Linked DNA regions of Homo sapiens: region 2 is linked to region 1. The links are chromatin contacts, found by Hi-C or POLR2A ChIA-PET in ENCODE. All regions are on one chromosome and are shown on one strand. Each heading gives the region's core, a stretch centred on a gene start or an enhancer-like site at or near the end of the contact. The rest is flanking DNA. Distances are from core to core; before and after follow the strand shown.

The links. Hi-C counts contacts between places; a loop is a spot of excess contacts on that map. ChIA-PET counts read pairs that join two places held with the same protein, here RNA polymerase II (POLR2A). Pooled maps may share reads with other maps.
Region 2: a map of naive thymus-derived CD4-positive, alpha-beta T cell shows a loop between it and region 1 (6-fold over the local background). The contact joins two enhancer-like sites. A Hi-C loop is called at or near these places in 3 of 168 maps with a recorded cell type or tissue (Jurkat, naive thymus-derived CD4-positive, alpha-beta T cell and posterior cingulate gyrus), 1 of 37 single-sample maps with no recorded cell type and 11 of 50 pooled maps. POLR2A ChIA-PET finds 5 or more read pairs at or near these places in 1 of 52 experiments (OCI-LY7).

Annotation. Positions count from the first base shown.
Region 1 is chr21:31,439,744-31,447,056 of GRCh38, forward strand. It overlaps a transcript of TIAM1 not described here. Among named protein-coding and RNA genes, the nearest start is that of TIAM1, 99 kb to the left of the region's middle. Within about 2 kb of position 4,533, at least 3 of the 41 ENCODE cell types and tissues checked have a DNase peak (open chromatin) inside an H3K27ac peak, as active enhancers do.
Region 2 is chr21:31,506,777-31,514,089 of GRCh38, forward strand. It overlaps a transcript of TIAM1 not described here. Among named protein-coding and RNA genes, the nearest start is that of TIAM1-AS1, 49 kb to the right of the region's middle. RefSeq lists a silencer at 3,025-3,084. Within about 2 kb of position 3,040, at least 3 of the 41 ENCODE cell types and tissues checked have a DNase peak (open chromatin) inside an H3K27ac peak, as active enhancers do.

The sequences.
Region 1 (7,313 bases), core at 3,283-5,782:
TTACCCGCATCCTCAAAAAGTTGGCAGCACTGAGTGCTAACCCAGAAACCATAATTATCGTGAAAAGAAATAGAACCACTTTCTGCTGAACCATGTAATCTATGTTTAAAAAAGAGGGAGGGGTCTCTCGAAGAACCACTGGTTGTCTAAGAATATAACAGCTAGTGTAGAACAAACCAGACTGAGATGGAACAAAACCATGGATGGCTGATGCTTCCGATTGTCAATAGGGTCTTGATCACCGGCAATGTAACCTTGCAGTTACCTAACCTCTCTGTGTCTCAGTTTCCCTCGTTTGGTAAAACAGGGAAAAAATAGTACTCATACCTCCTAGTGTTGTTAAGATGAAGAAATAAGAGAATAACAAAAGCCATATGCAGTAAGTATTCTACAAACGTTAGCTAATATTGTGTGATGTCAGAACTATATTCAATCGAGAAAGCATCCAACAGCTTGTGTCATATTTGCCAGCAGCGTAGCAACTGAAGGTGTTAAGAAATGAGAAACTCAGAAAAAGTCTCACTCAAAGGCTGTATTCACAATCTAGCTTTCCCTTATAATTTCAGTGTGCTCAAACTACATCTCATGCAGGTCCAAATATTTCTTCTTACCTAGTCCTTAGTGGAATTAAGAAAATCTGATCACCACACTGCTGACTCCCCCAGTCCCCAAATATCTGATTATAGCCTAATTCCTGACACAAAATAAACCTAAATTCTTGGCCTTTAAAAAAAAGTCACAACACAAATGACCAAGTTAATACAGATGCTATCAGGGTTGTCCTGGTCCCAGATCAGTGATTCTTAGCAGAATAGGTTAAGAAAACCTTTAGATTTCCAATGGATTGAAAGACAAATGGCTGGGCATGGTGGCTCATGCCTGTAATCCCAGCACTTTGGGAGGCCGAGGCAGGCGGATCATGAGGTCAGAGCATCGAGACCATCCTGGCCAACATGGTGAAACCCCGTCTCTACTAAAAATACAAAAATTAGCTGGGTGTGGTGGCGTGTGCCTGTAATCCCAGCTACTGGGGAGGCTGAGGTGGGAGAATCACTTGAACCAGGGAGGCAGAGGTTGCAGTGAGCAGAGATCATGCCATTGCACTCCAGCCTGGCAACAGAGTGAGACTGTTTCAAAAAAAAAGAAAAAAAGACAAATGAAGTGGTAAACTGTCCACTTTAATTAGTTGCAAAGGAAAACATGCATTTACATTTTCTGTGTTCCCCATTCTAGTTCCCAGCACCCCATCGTGGAAGGAAACACATAAGGTAATATCTCAGTGGGTTCCCAGAGCAGAAGAGTCACAGCAAGATGATTATGGTGCCTATTTAATCAGCTGGTCTTAACAGGTCACCATGCTTTTATGAACTCAGGATATGGGAAGAATCCTTTGTGATTTTGCTGGTTCAATTTCTCTCTTCATCTTAGAGGGAAATGCTTGCCTTTTTCCATGTGAAAGCTCACAGCACAACAGAATCATGGCCCATTAGGGTTGGAAGGAACTTAGCAAATATTATAAACAGCATTTACCAAGGTGTGGCCCAAGCATCCCCCTGCATAAGAATCACATGTGACACTTGTTTAAAATGCAGATTCATGTGTTGGTATTCAACAAACTCATTCCTTCTTAAATGTGGCTGCATGGCTTGACTCTAGCCAATAAGGAATGTGAGTGGGAAAGATGTGTCTGCCCCTCTCACAAACCTGCAAGCACTTTCCCCTTCTAGGACTTGAGTCCCAGGAATATGGCAATGTTGGAAGGCACAAGTTGGCGATAGCAGAGCCACAATATGGAAGGAGCCTGGGTCCTGGAATCACCATTTGGTAAAGAACTTTTATGTGGACAAGAAATAACCTTTTGTTGGGTTAAGCCACTGTAATTTCAGACTTTGTTCCAGGATTGAGCCTTCCCTACCTAACATACAGGCTTCCTATCTTAGACATAGCAAGTAAGATCTGGAGGTCACTGAAGAAAAAAATTGACACTTGTTAAAAGAGTAATGAAGACTTAATTCAAAACTATTGCTGAGCATGGTGGCTCATGCCTGTAATCCCAGCACTTTGGGAGGCCAAGGTGGGTGGATCACTTGAGCCCAGGAGTTCGAGACTAGCCTGGGCAGCATGGTGAAACCCCATGTTTACAAAAAAAAAAAAATACAAAAATTAGCCAGGCAGGGTGGCACATGCCTGGAGTCTCAGCTACTCAGGAGGCTGAGGTGGGAGGATCATTTGAGCTCAAGAGGTGGGAATTATAGTGAGCTGAGACAGTGCCATTGCACTCCAGCCTGAGCAATGAAATGAGACCCTATCTCAGAACAAATAAATAAATATATATATATATATAGAACAATAAGGGTATTGTAACAGGGAAAAGAGATCAAGCTCAACTCCAAACACAGCAAGGACAAGTGAGAACTTACAGCCAAGGAGTGAAGCTGAGAGGGTCAGTCAATGGACAATTACTAAGACGTAACGTCAGGAGTAGGGAGTTTTTTTTTTTTTTTTTTGAAACAGAGTCTCCCTCTGTTGCCTAGGCTGGAGTGCAGTGGCACGATCTTGGCTCGCTGCAACCTCCACCTCCTGGGCTCAAGTGATTCTCCCACCTCAGCCTCCTGAGTAGCTGAGGCTACAGGTGCACGCCACCATGCCTGGGTAATTTTTGGATTGTTAGTGGAGACAGGGTTTCACCATGTTGGCCAGGCTGGTATGGAACGTCTGACTTCAAGTTATCTGCCTGCCTCCGCCTCCCAAGGCACTGGGATTACAGGCATGAGCTACCACGCCCAGCCGGGAGATTCTTGCAATCTTGCAAAACTGGCCTAACAGAATTCTTGCTAAAGACAGGCCAAGGACTTACACATCAAAGGTGGAAAATGAGGAACTTGATCAGATTATCAAGGGTGGTCAGATATCAAGAATGAAAGGATAACCTAGCAGGATTCTTTGCGAAGACTGGAATGGATAAGCCAAAGAGAGGATGGGGCCAGGGTCACAGCCTAGTCAAAAAGAGGGCTCAGAGGAGCCTGACTACAGTTTCATCAAGGAGGGAATTATTGTCAAGGTAGGGCTCTGGAATTCTGTATTTAACAAGCTCATTAAGATTTAGAAAGAAAAATAAGCTGAGGAAGGAGAAAGACCATGCACCAGGTCACATATGCAAATATGAGACGGCCAGGACCTGAAGAAGTCCCCAGGGACTGGTCAGGTTGGATCCAGTGTTTCAATGAACTAGTGTATTAAATAGCAAATTGCAATGCGGCTCCTATGTACATGTTACCCAGGATTGAAAGCAACTTTGAACTGCCTTGGAGCAATTTCCACAGAAAGCGTATCTGCCTGAGAAGTAGAAACCTTGGACTGTGGAGTTTCATTTTACAACTTTAACTCTGAAAAAACAAAGGGAAAAGAGGATGGAAAGGAATGGGTTACAAAAGTGCCCAACATGGGACAAGGCCAGGGCTGTTGGACTCCCCAGCTGCTTTTGGTCATTGGGAATAATTAAACCCCCTAGTAACAGACAAGAAATAATGAACAGACATATCAGGGCCAGCTCCCCAGATATTATAAAAGCATGGGAAGTAGGGGAGGCAACATCTTCCCACAAGACAATTACAGTAGAGATGCGTCCATAACCCAGAGTCTATGGACCACGCTGCTGTATGTCAGTGGTTTAATTCTTTTCCTTTTAAGGAAAGATCTGATATTTTAATGGTTTTTTAAACGTTATCATGCAGAGCTAAGTGTTAATATTCTTTCAATGCATTCTCCTGCTTTTTAGCCTCTCTTGCCTTCCTTGCAAATCTGCCTGTTGAAGCCCTCCTTGACCATCAAGGACCAGTTTAAATGCCCTCATGTAAGAAGTCTCACCTGACCCACAACCACCACCACCCACCACTGGAAGAAAATCCCCTGATATCAGACTCCTGTGGTCCATCAGTGGTGAATCTCTTTTAGCTTCTGAAATATAATTTCTGATGTTTATTAGAGGCAAAAAGAATCATATTTTATAGCCATGGTTTCTACAATGAGCCCTGAACTATTGTGGTTTTCCAAGTTTTCATTCTCAAATAAGCTCAGAGCATCCCTATCCCTCCTGCAAATCCCTAAAAACTGGAATTTGAAATTCATTGTATGCAACATAAATCTGACTGGTTACATAATATAAAACATCAGACAGAGCTGGCTTCCATTCAAGTCATTTAGAACATGTTTCATAAAAGCTGAACCTCATGGGAGGCAGCCTCTCAAAGCCAAAGCAAAGCTGCAGTTCATCCTTAGACCCTCCTTGGTCTCAAATTAAAATATCCAGGAGGATAGAAATTGATGAGATTTCATTAAGTAAAAAATTTCATGAAAATCAATCCTAACCTCTGTAGCTCCCAGCAGCGGGATCTGTGTTTATATGAACAGCATTAAAGATAAGCTGTCCCACGGAAATTACAGCAGCAGTTATCAAACAACTTTAATGCACTCTTAAGTAGAGGCACTAAAATTTAGAATTCGCACTGGCTTTTCTGTCGTTCACGGCGTGGCGCTGAGTCAGCCTGCAACCACACAAGAAAACAGCTGTTGAGAAATACAGCTTCCTGATTTAAAAATAAAATCAGTAAATTTCTACTAAAAGTTTCTGCTAAATTCCTTATTGCATTCTATTTCAAAGGAGGGGTGAAATATCTAGAATGCCACGATGGTTTTTAAGCATAAGGGGTTGGATCTGATGAATTTCATGTTTGTGCTCTGGGACTTTACTAGAAAAAAATGAGGGATAGATGACTAATTGCTACAATATTAATTTCATACTTACATTCCCCATAAGGCATGAAGCAAAATTTGTCAGCTTGAGGGAAATGAGACTGGACTAATTATCAGGACCTCAGCAAATAATGATCCAATATCCAAAGAACTGCAGTCTGCCATGAAATATTTGACAATTCTTTTAAAAAGTCAGCAAACTTTTCTAAGAAGAGAACGCAGGCCAGGCGCGGTGGCTCACGCCTGTAATGCCAGCACTTTGGGAGGCCAAGGTGGGCGGAACACCTGAGGTCGGGAGCTTGAGACCAGCCTGACCAACATGGTGAAACCCCATCTATACTAAAAATACAAAATTAGCAATGCATGGTCGCACATGCCTGTAATCCCAAGTACTTGGGAAGCTGAGGCAGGAGAACTGCTTGAACCTGGGAGGCGGAGGTTGCAGTGAGCTGAGATCACGCCATTGCACTTCAGCCTGGGCAACAAGAGCGAAATTACATCTAAAAAAAAAAGGAAAACAAAGAACAGAAGAGAAGAGAAAAGAAAGAACAGAATGCAAAGACAACTACTGCTTTTGATACAGGCAATTTTATGACCAGTAACAAGTAGATGTTTCTGTGGGAAATGTCTCCTAGCATATGAGATACAACATCAAATGTCGCAGGCTAATGTGAGAAACAGTCTATGATGATGAGTGAATCTTGACTTTGAGCAACACACGGAAACTCCAAGGCCTCAGGTTTTGTTTTTAAATCTATTAAATAAAGAATCTAGGCTCATTGTATTACTGTGCCCCTGCTGGCTTCAACCTTCTGTAATGCTAAGACCAGCCTCACTCTGTTTAATACGTGTGTCTTCCAGAATGTTCTTTAACCACAGTTCTTCTGTATGACATTTCCTCTGGTTTTGCTGAAAGAGGGGCAATGGCTACTCCAAAAGACTCCTTTATGTAAGTTCCAAACTTTGTGGAAAATAATCTGGTAAATCCAGGAGATGTTATATTCCCACTTGCCATTCTGGATGTCGTCTATTAATTCCAATTAATAGGGACACAGCTCATTGGTGACTACATGGAATTCTATCACCCCAAATGCTCACCTCTCACTGCCTACCCTGCAGAAATCTCAGGCACTCAAACTGCAGGCAGTATCCAAAGACCTGTTCTCTTCATCAGGAGACCCAGGAGATCCCCAATCCTTGTAAAATTCAAGAGTTTATTCAAGACTATCAACCATTGTTTCCTGGATCGGACTATACCCATTACATTTTAACAGCCCTCTCTGACTCAGGGACATGAGTACAGCCAGGGGGAGGAGGGGAGGAGAGACGCTAAAGGAGAGATTGGGGTTTTGTTGGTTGTATTTTAACGTTTGAGTTTTGGGAAGGTTGGTTTCATGGTTTTACTTTTGGTTTTTTGAGGACTATGTTTGTTTTTATTTTTATTTTTTATTTTTTTATTTTTGAGACAGAATTTTGCTATTGTTGCCCAGGCTGGAGTGCAGTGGCACGATCTCAGCTCACTGCAATCTCGGCCTCCCAGGTTCAAACTATTCTCCTGCCTCAGCCTCCCAAGTAGCTGGCATTACAGGCACCCGCCACCACACCTGGCTAATTTTTGTACTTGGGGTAGAGGCAGGGTTTCACCATGTTGGCCAGGCTGGTCTTGAACTCCTGACCTCAGGTGATCCACCTGCCTCAGCCTCCCAAAGTTCTGGGATTACAGGTGTGAGCCACCTCGCCCTGCCACTGTGTTTGTTTTTTAACTTACCCTACCATTGGCTGAAATTTCTGCAGCTGAAAAATAGAAGCAAGCTCTAGTTGCTTTCTACTTAAGATAGGTATGTAAGTCCTGGCTACATCATGCCTCATGACCCAAACAGCCATTCTAGGGGCACAGGCAGCAGGCAGCATGCATAATTCCATCTGTCTCATGCTAAGATTCACGGGTGATCACTTTCAAAGAGCATGCTGAACTTCTAGTGAAACTTTACACACTGAAAACTTACACACCACACTTTCATGGTGGACTGCAAGGTCAGTGTTTATGGACACTACTGAGAGAAGGCCAGGGAGAGTGATGAAGTATGAATATGAAAGATGCAGAGAAGGCAAAGAAAACAGAAAAGAAACACAAAGCTTATGTCCCTGACATAACGATGGGAGACAGTCACTCACCACAAACAGGAAATAGAACAAGAAAGACCTCTAGCCACAGTGGCAGGCACCATAGCAGCAGCCGGGCCACGCTCAGCCAACCCACCAGAGCGTTTTCGTGCAAAATGTTATCGATGTGCTGCACATCTTCAGTGAAAACAAATGCTAAGCACAGAAAAGTTGCAAATCTTGCAGTAAAAGCAAAACAGTAAAGTTCACATAGAAATACTTTATTCATCTTAAAGAAAAGATTTACTTTGAAGAAAGTAGGGTAGCTGGAGACATTCTTGGAAATTCTGGTTTGCAAAACCATTGGTTTTGTTTACTATCAGGGATTTTGTGTTAAGACAAATGATATCAGTATCATTCTTACCCCTATGAACCACAATTATTACGGCCATTGTGGG
Region 2 (7,313 bases), core at 1,790-4,289, 66 kb after region 1:
GCATGGTGGCGCAAGCCTGTAATCCTAGCTACCTGGGTGGTTGAGGCAGGAGAATCACTTTAACCGGGAGGCAGAGGTTGCAGTGAGCCGAGATCGTGCCACTATACTCCAGCCTGGGCGACAGAGGGAGACCCTGTCTCAAACAAACAAACAAAAAACTCCCTTCTTAAGGCTAAATCATATTCCACTGTACGTATACACATTTTGTTGACCCACTCAATCAACAGACACTTGGGTTGCTTCCTCTTTTGGCTATTGTGAATAATGCTGTTATGTGCGTGGGTATGCAAATATCTCTCTAAGTGTCTGCTTTCAATTCTTTTGGGTAGAGACCCAGAAGTGAAATTGCTAGATCATATGGTAATTCTATTTTTAATTTTTTGAGGTGCATGCACCTTTTTAATTTTTTTTTTTTTTTTTTTTTTTTTTTTTTTTTTTTTTTTTTTTGAGACAGAGTCTTTCTCTGTCGCCCAGGATGGAGTGCAGTGCAAGGATCTCAGCTCATGAAACCTCTGCCTCCTGGGTTCAAGCAATTCTCTTGCCTCAGCCTCCTGAGTAGCTGGGATTACAGGCACCTGCCACCATGCCCCGCTAATTTTTTTGTATTCTTAGTAGAGATGGGGTTTCACCATGTTGGCCAGGCTGGTCTTGAACTCCTGACCTCAAGTGATCTGCCCACCTCAGCCTCTCAAAGTGCTGGGATTACAGGTGTGAGCCTGTAAAAGGGACCATGTCTGGTCCCTTTTAAAATTATATCACACTTCTCCATAACTACAACTAATAGCAAAATATGTTTTCTTTTTTATTCAACTAATGTTTATTCAGCACCAATTATATGGTAGGCCTTGGGCTATGTACCTGGGATACGATCAATCATGACCTAAAGTCATGGTCCCCGTCCTCTTGGGACTCACAGTCTAGCAGGAGGGACAGACAGGAATCAGATCACAGGCAGCTATCTGGAGCAGACAGACAACAGTGAAACTGACGCAGGCAGCAGTAACTCTGCCATCAATCATATTATGGGAAGGTGTTTTAGGGTGGTAGCCCAGGGGTGGGTGTGTGCTGTGGGTTGAATTGAGTGCCTTAAAAGATATGCTGAAGTCCTACCTGTCCTACCTCCCAGAACCTGTGACTGTGACCCAACTGGAAATAGGGTCTTCGTAGACATAATCAAGTTAAGATGAAGTCATACTGGCTTAAGGTGGGCCCTATTCTAATGACCAATGTCCTAATAAAAAGAGGGAGACTTGGACACAGACAGACATGGGGAAGGAGGACATGGAAGACACAGACAGGGACAGGAAGGACGCAGCTGCACACTGAGGAAGCCACCAGAAGCTGGAAGAGGGAAGGACAGGTTCTTCCTTAGAGCCTTCAGAGTGAACGTGGCCCTGCTCACACCTCAGTCGTGGACTTCGAGCCTCCTGAACTGTGGGAGACTACATTTGCATTGCTTGACGCTTCCCCTCCATGGTACTCTGTTAGCACAGCCCTAGGAAACCCTACAGGGTGGAACGTAGTCCTAGGTTGGATTCTTTTCTACCTTTCCTTGGAGTGGGGAGGAGAGAGATAGAGAAATAAAGAACTAGGTTTTCATATTGAAATTTCTTTTTTTTTTTTTTTTTTGAGACAGAATTTGGCTCTTGTTGCCCAGGATGGAGTGCAATGGCACAATCTCGGCTCACTGCAACCTCCGCCTCCCGGGTTCAAGCGATTCTCCTGCCTCAGCCTCCTAAGTAGCTGGGATTACAGGCATAAGCCACCACCACACCCAGCTAATTTTGTATTTTCAGTAGAGATGGGGTTTCTCCATGTTGCCAGGCTGGTCTCAAACTCCTGACCTCAGGTGATCTGCCCGCCTCTGCTTCCCAAAGTGCTAGGATTACAGGCATAAACCACCGCGCCCAGACTCATCTTGAAATTTCTAACCAACTTTCGATCCTGGCCTGTGGACCTGGGTCTCAGCTTCTGACTCTGTAGGGTGAGTGTGCCCTTAGACTATATCCGAGATCCTAGCGTTGAAGTGGTCCTAAGGTTCCCACGGAGTCTTTTTCAAGCTAGCCCACAGGGCAGTTCCTGATCACCCCCATGGGAGACCTATGCGCACACTATTGGTATTAAGATATGACTTGCTGCAGGACATTTAGCAAACTGGGCTGTGCTACGAACTCACCTGCCCCTCCCCCATGCCTTGTCATGAACAAAAATGCCTCCACCCCCATGTCTAGAGAAGCCAGCAAGAGGTGAGACCCCCTGGAGGGAATGAGTCTTAAAGCTGGGTCATAGAGCAGGCCACTGATTTTCCATGAGATCTATGTTTGAATACATTTGGAGTATCTGCGTGCCTCCGTGGTGGAGATTATGGGGTATGGAGGGCACCCTGCACAACGGTTCTTCAGGACTACCCGACAAACCCTACCTGCTGAGACTGGGAGGTCACCCCAGGGAGACTCACCCATTTAGGGAACCACTACTACAGCTGGGAGTGTCTCACCCTGTTGGATGGATCAGGCATGGCATGGGGAAGCCTCCTGAATATGACATGGAAAAAGGAAGCAGACATCCCCCGGCAGAGGTGCAAACCCAGCTCTCCTGGAGTCCTGCAAAGCCCCCAGGACCCACTCAAGGGCCATGTGAGCACCAAGTCACCTGCCTGGCACAGGCGCCACTTCCCACCCGCTCCTCGGGCACCCAACTGTTCCAGCACTCATCACTGCACCTCCTCCGCCACTGTCAACACAAACACCCACACCCAGGCAGGAAGTAAAAATAACCAGCCGTTTCATAGCATGTCTCATGCCTCATCTCCTTCCCGAGGCACGCCTCTCTCAGTCCCCTGCAGGCATCAAGGACCCACAGAGAGGAGAGAGAGGCAGGGAGTTAAGACAGTTCCAATGCCCTGTGCTTTGTCTACACTGTCAGACAGAGATCATCTCTAAAAGGGATAAAAGTCAGAGGCCCTTCCCTTGCAACAAAGACGGGGCTGCATGTTTCTCTCTCAGGGGCGCCCCCTACCTGGAAGGACAGTTCTTTCTACCAGTAAATTCCACGTGCCTGGAGAGCCGCAGAACTTCAGGGATGAGTCAGCCAATTACCGCTGGGCCCCTCCCCACCACGAGAGTGTGTTTATCTATCTCAGGCAGAGGTACTAGTGCCCAGGCAGAAAAGACATGAAAATCACAACCCCAGACCAGAACTAGCATCTTTTATGAGGCACAGCCATCAAAGGACCTCCTGACAGCAAAGCCTGGTGCTATGGTTCTGAAGTGCATCCCCCAAAAAGATATGCTGAAGTCCTAACCCGGGGTACCCGTAAATGTAACTGCATCAGTTTGCTAGGCTTGCCATAACAAAATACCAGAGTCTAGGTGGTTTGAACAACAGCAACTTATTATCTTACAGTTCTGGAGACTGGAGTCCGCGACCAAAGGGCCAGCAGGGTGGTTTCTCCTGAGGCCTCTCCTCGGCTGGCAGATGGCTGCCTTCTTTCTCGCTGTGTCCTCACACAGCCTCTCCTCTGTGCGTGCACATCCCTGGTGCCTCTATGACCAAATTTCCTCTACTCATAAGGACAACGGTCAGATGGATTAGAGCCCACCCTAAGGACCTCATTTGCACTTCATCATCTCTTTAGAAGTCCTGTCTCCAAATACAATCACATTCTGGCGTAATGAGGGTTCGGGATTCAACATATGAAGTTTCAACATAGGAAGTTTTGGGGGAACACATTTCAGCCCATAACAGACCTCATTTGAAAACTGTTGGGCTCACACCTGTAATCCCAGCACTTTGGGAGGCCAAGGCGGATGGATTGCCTGAGGTCAGGAGTTTGAGACCAGTCTGGCCAACAAGATGAAACCTCGTCTCTACTAAAAATACAAAAAATTAGCCGGGCGTGGTGACAAGCACCTGTAATCCCAGCTACTCAGGAGGCTGAGACGGGAGAATTGCTTGAACCCAGGAGGCGGAGGTTGCAGTGAGTTGAGATCATGCCACTACACTCCAGCCTGGGCTACAAGAGTGAAACTCCATCTCAAAAAAAAAAAAACAAAAAAAACTGTTTACTTTTTATGATCATGTCTTGCAGATGTAATTCATTAAGATGAGGACATATTGGAGTAGGGTGGTCCCTGAGTTCCTATGACTGGTGTCTTTGCAAGAAGAAAAAAGACACAAAGATACACACAGTGAAGGTAACCATTTGAAAGCAGAGACACATAGGACAACGCCATGTGGCAACAGAAGAGAGACAAGTCAAAGAATGCCATAGGTTGCTGGGAAGCACCATAAGTTAGGAAAAGGCAAAGAAGGATTCTACACAGCATCACAGGAGGAACCAATGCCGCGGGCACCCTGAGTCTGGGCTTGTGCCCTGCAGAACAACGAGAGAATAAACTTGTGTTGTTCTAAGTCACCCTGTTGGTGGCACTTTGTTAGGGCAACCCTAGGACACTCAGCCCTAGGAAACCAGGGTGAGCAGTTGGCTGGGCACTAAAGGTTCAGACCTCTTGAGGCCGCTTAGCCATACATAGAAAGCCTCCGTCAACACTATTTCCTTCTAATAAAATTCAATAATTGACTTGCAATACAGCCTAGCAGAGGAATTCTTAGTGCGGACTCTGTGGCCAGACTGCCTGGGTTCAGAACCTTGGTCTGTCCCTTACCAGACATCTGACCTTGGCCAAGACACACCCCCAGGGCCTCAGTTTTCCTCATCTGTAAAAAGGGCATGATAATAATAGTATCTAGCTCATCCTGCTAGGAAAATCACATGAGGCAATACTTACGCAGCAATCAATGCCTGGCACCGAGTCCAAGCTATGCATGGGTTTGATAAGTCCTGACAAAGAGTTATGTCACCGACGTATGCTTCTCTCAGTTGTATGTGAAATCCCGAAGAATCCTGGGTCGGGCCTCCCCGATCCTGGACTGATCATGTGTAACCTTAAAATTCACCAAAGTTCCAGGAAGGCACTTTGCAGAAAGGGAAAATGTAATAATACAAAGGAAACATTCCTAAATGATTAAAATGTCCCAAACTTACACCTCGTTGCTAGGGCAAGGGAAAAATATTATAACAACAAAATTTAATTTGAGAATCTATTTGAAAAATCAGCTGGAAGTGACAGGCAGAAATAGACAAGAGAGACACCATCTCAGCCATGGGCACGAAGGAGAGTGGCAGGTTAGGGTCAAGTGGCAAACCACAGCCCGTGGCAAACTCCTGGGTATGTCACACACAAAAACGTTGACAAGACATTTACCTAAGCTGCCTGGGATGCACTGAATTTCCTTATCCTACTGCAATTTATTTTATTTGTTTATTTTATTTTTTGAGATAGGGTCTCACTCTGTTGCCCAGGCTGGAGTACAGTGGTACAATCTTGGCTCACTGCAGCCTTGACCTCCTAGGTTGAAGCGATCCTCCCACCTCAGCCTCCCAAGTAGCTGGGACTACAGGCACATATCACCATGCCCAGCTAATTTTTTTTCACTTTTTGTAGAGGTGGGGCCTCCCCTGTGTTGCCCAGGCTGGTCTCAAACTCCTGGGCTCAAGTCATCCACCCGCCTCGGCCTCCCAAAGTGCTGGAATTACAGGTATGAGCCATCTCATCTGGCCACAATTTTATTTTTACTGTTGTCACAACAGCACTATATAAATCAATGAATGGCCTGTGACCCAGTTTGAAAACTACGGACACAGCCCTCTGCAAAATCCTTCCTACTTCATTTTTTCAGAATATTTAACTCCAGGGACTAAATTCTGAGGAAAACTCCCGGGACCTTCTTTTCTTTTCCAGAGTCAAAGACAGTCCTGTCTTTTTCTTTTTTCTTTTCTTTTTTTTTTTTTTTTTTGAGACAGGGTCTCACTCTGTCACCCAGACTAAAGTGCAGTGGCGTGATCTTGGCTCACCGCAACCTCCACCTCCCAGGCTCAAGCAATCCTCCCGCCTCAGACTCCCAAGTAGCTGGGACAACCGTTGCAAGCCACCATGCCTAGTTAGGTGTTTTTTTGTTTGTTTGTTTGTTTGTTTTGTATTTTTGGTAGAGACGGGATTTCACCATGTTGCCCAGACTGGTCTCAGACTCCTGAGCTCAAGTGATCCTCCTACCTCAGCCTCCCAAAGTGCTGTGATTACAGGCACGACACACGGCACCCAGCCAAAGACAGTCTTTTCTAACCATAGGGAAAACTATAATGTTCTAAAATAAACAATATGAGACTGGACACTAAAGACTATGAGGAAACAGGCTTCCAGAGGGCTAACTGCTCTATGCTAAAAATTCAGTGAAGTTTAACATTTACTCTTTTTTAACATAATTCTTAACTTCTAAAGCAATGCTATTTATTTTGTTTAATAAACATTTTCACACATGCCATATATATATGTTCCATACATATACACGTACCATGTTCCAGACACTATTTTAAACCCTTCACAAATATTAACTCATTTAATCCTCACAATGACCCTATGAAATAGGTAAACTATATGACACCATTTTACAGGTGGGGAAACTGAGGCCCAGAGAAGCTACCTGCCCAAAGTTAAGAGCTGGGATTCCAGTCCACTAGTCTGTGCTGCTCTAATTGATTTCTTCATCAATTTTCTCACTATCTCAGGTGCCCCTGTTCGCTATTAAGCGAACTTCCTCTTGAGTTTCAATGCTACCATGTTGTGAAATGCAAACTCTTAAACAAACAGCCCTGCCATTCAGGAGGGTGACCCACAAGCTCTCACCCTTTCAGCAGTCATCATCCCTTCCATGTTCTTTAGCAGTAGAATCAGACTGTCAAAATTAGCTCCTTAGAAACCAGAATATACCTATATTGAAAGAGCTAACTTCTGGATCTGTTTTAATGGAAACTCTTGTACAGATACCATGCCCTTCAGTTGTTTTCTTTAGGGTCAATCTAGACCTACTTGTAAAAATAAGGTTCTGGAGCCAGATGCAGTGACTCATGCCTGTAATTCCAGCACTTTGGGAAGCCGAGGCGGGTGGATCACCTGAGGTCAGGAGTTCAAGACCAGCCTGGCCAACATAGCGAAACCCCATCTCTACTAAAAATACAAAATTAGCCGGGCATGGTGGCATATGCCTGTAATCCCAGCTACTCCGGAGGCTCAGGCAGGAGAATCACTTGAACCTGGGAGGCAGAGGATGTAGTGAGCCGAGATGGTGCCATCGCACTCCAGCCTGAGCAACAAGAGCGAAACTCCATCTCAAAAAAATAATAATAATAAGGTTCTGGCACATCCCCCAAAGGCCTGCGACAGAGGGACATTTCTGGAAGGAAAATTCCCTTG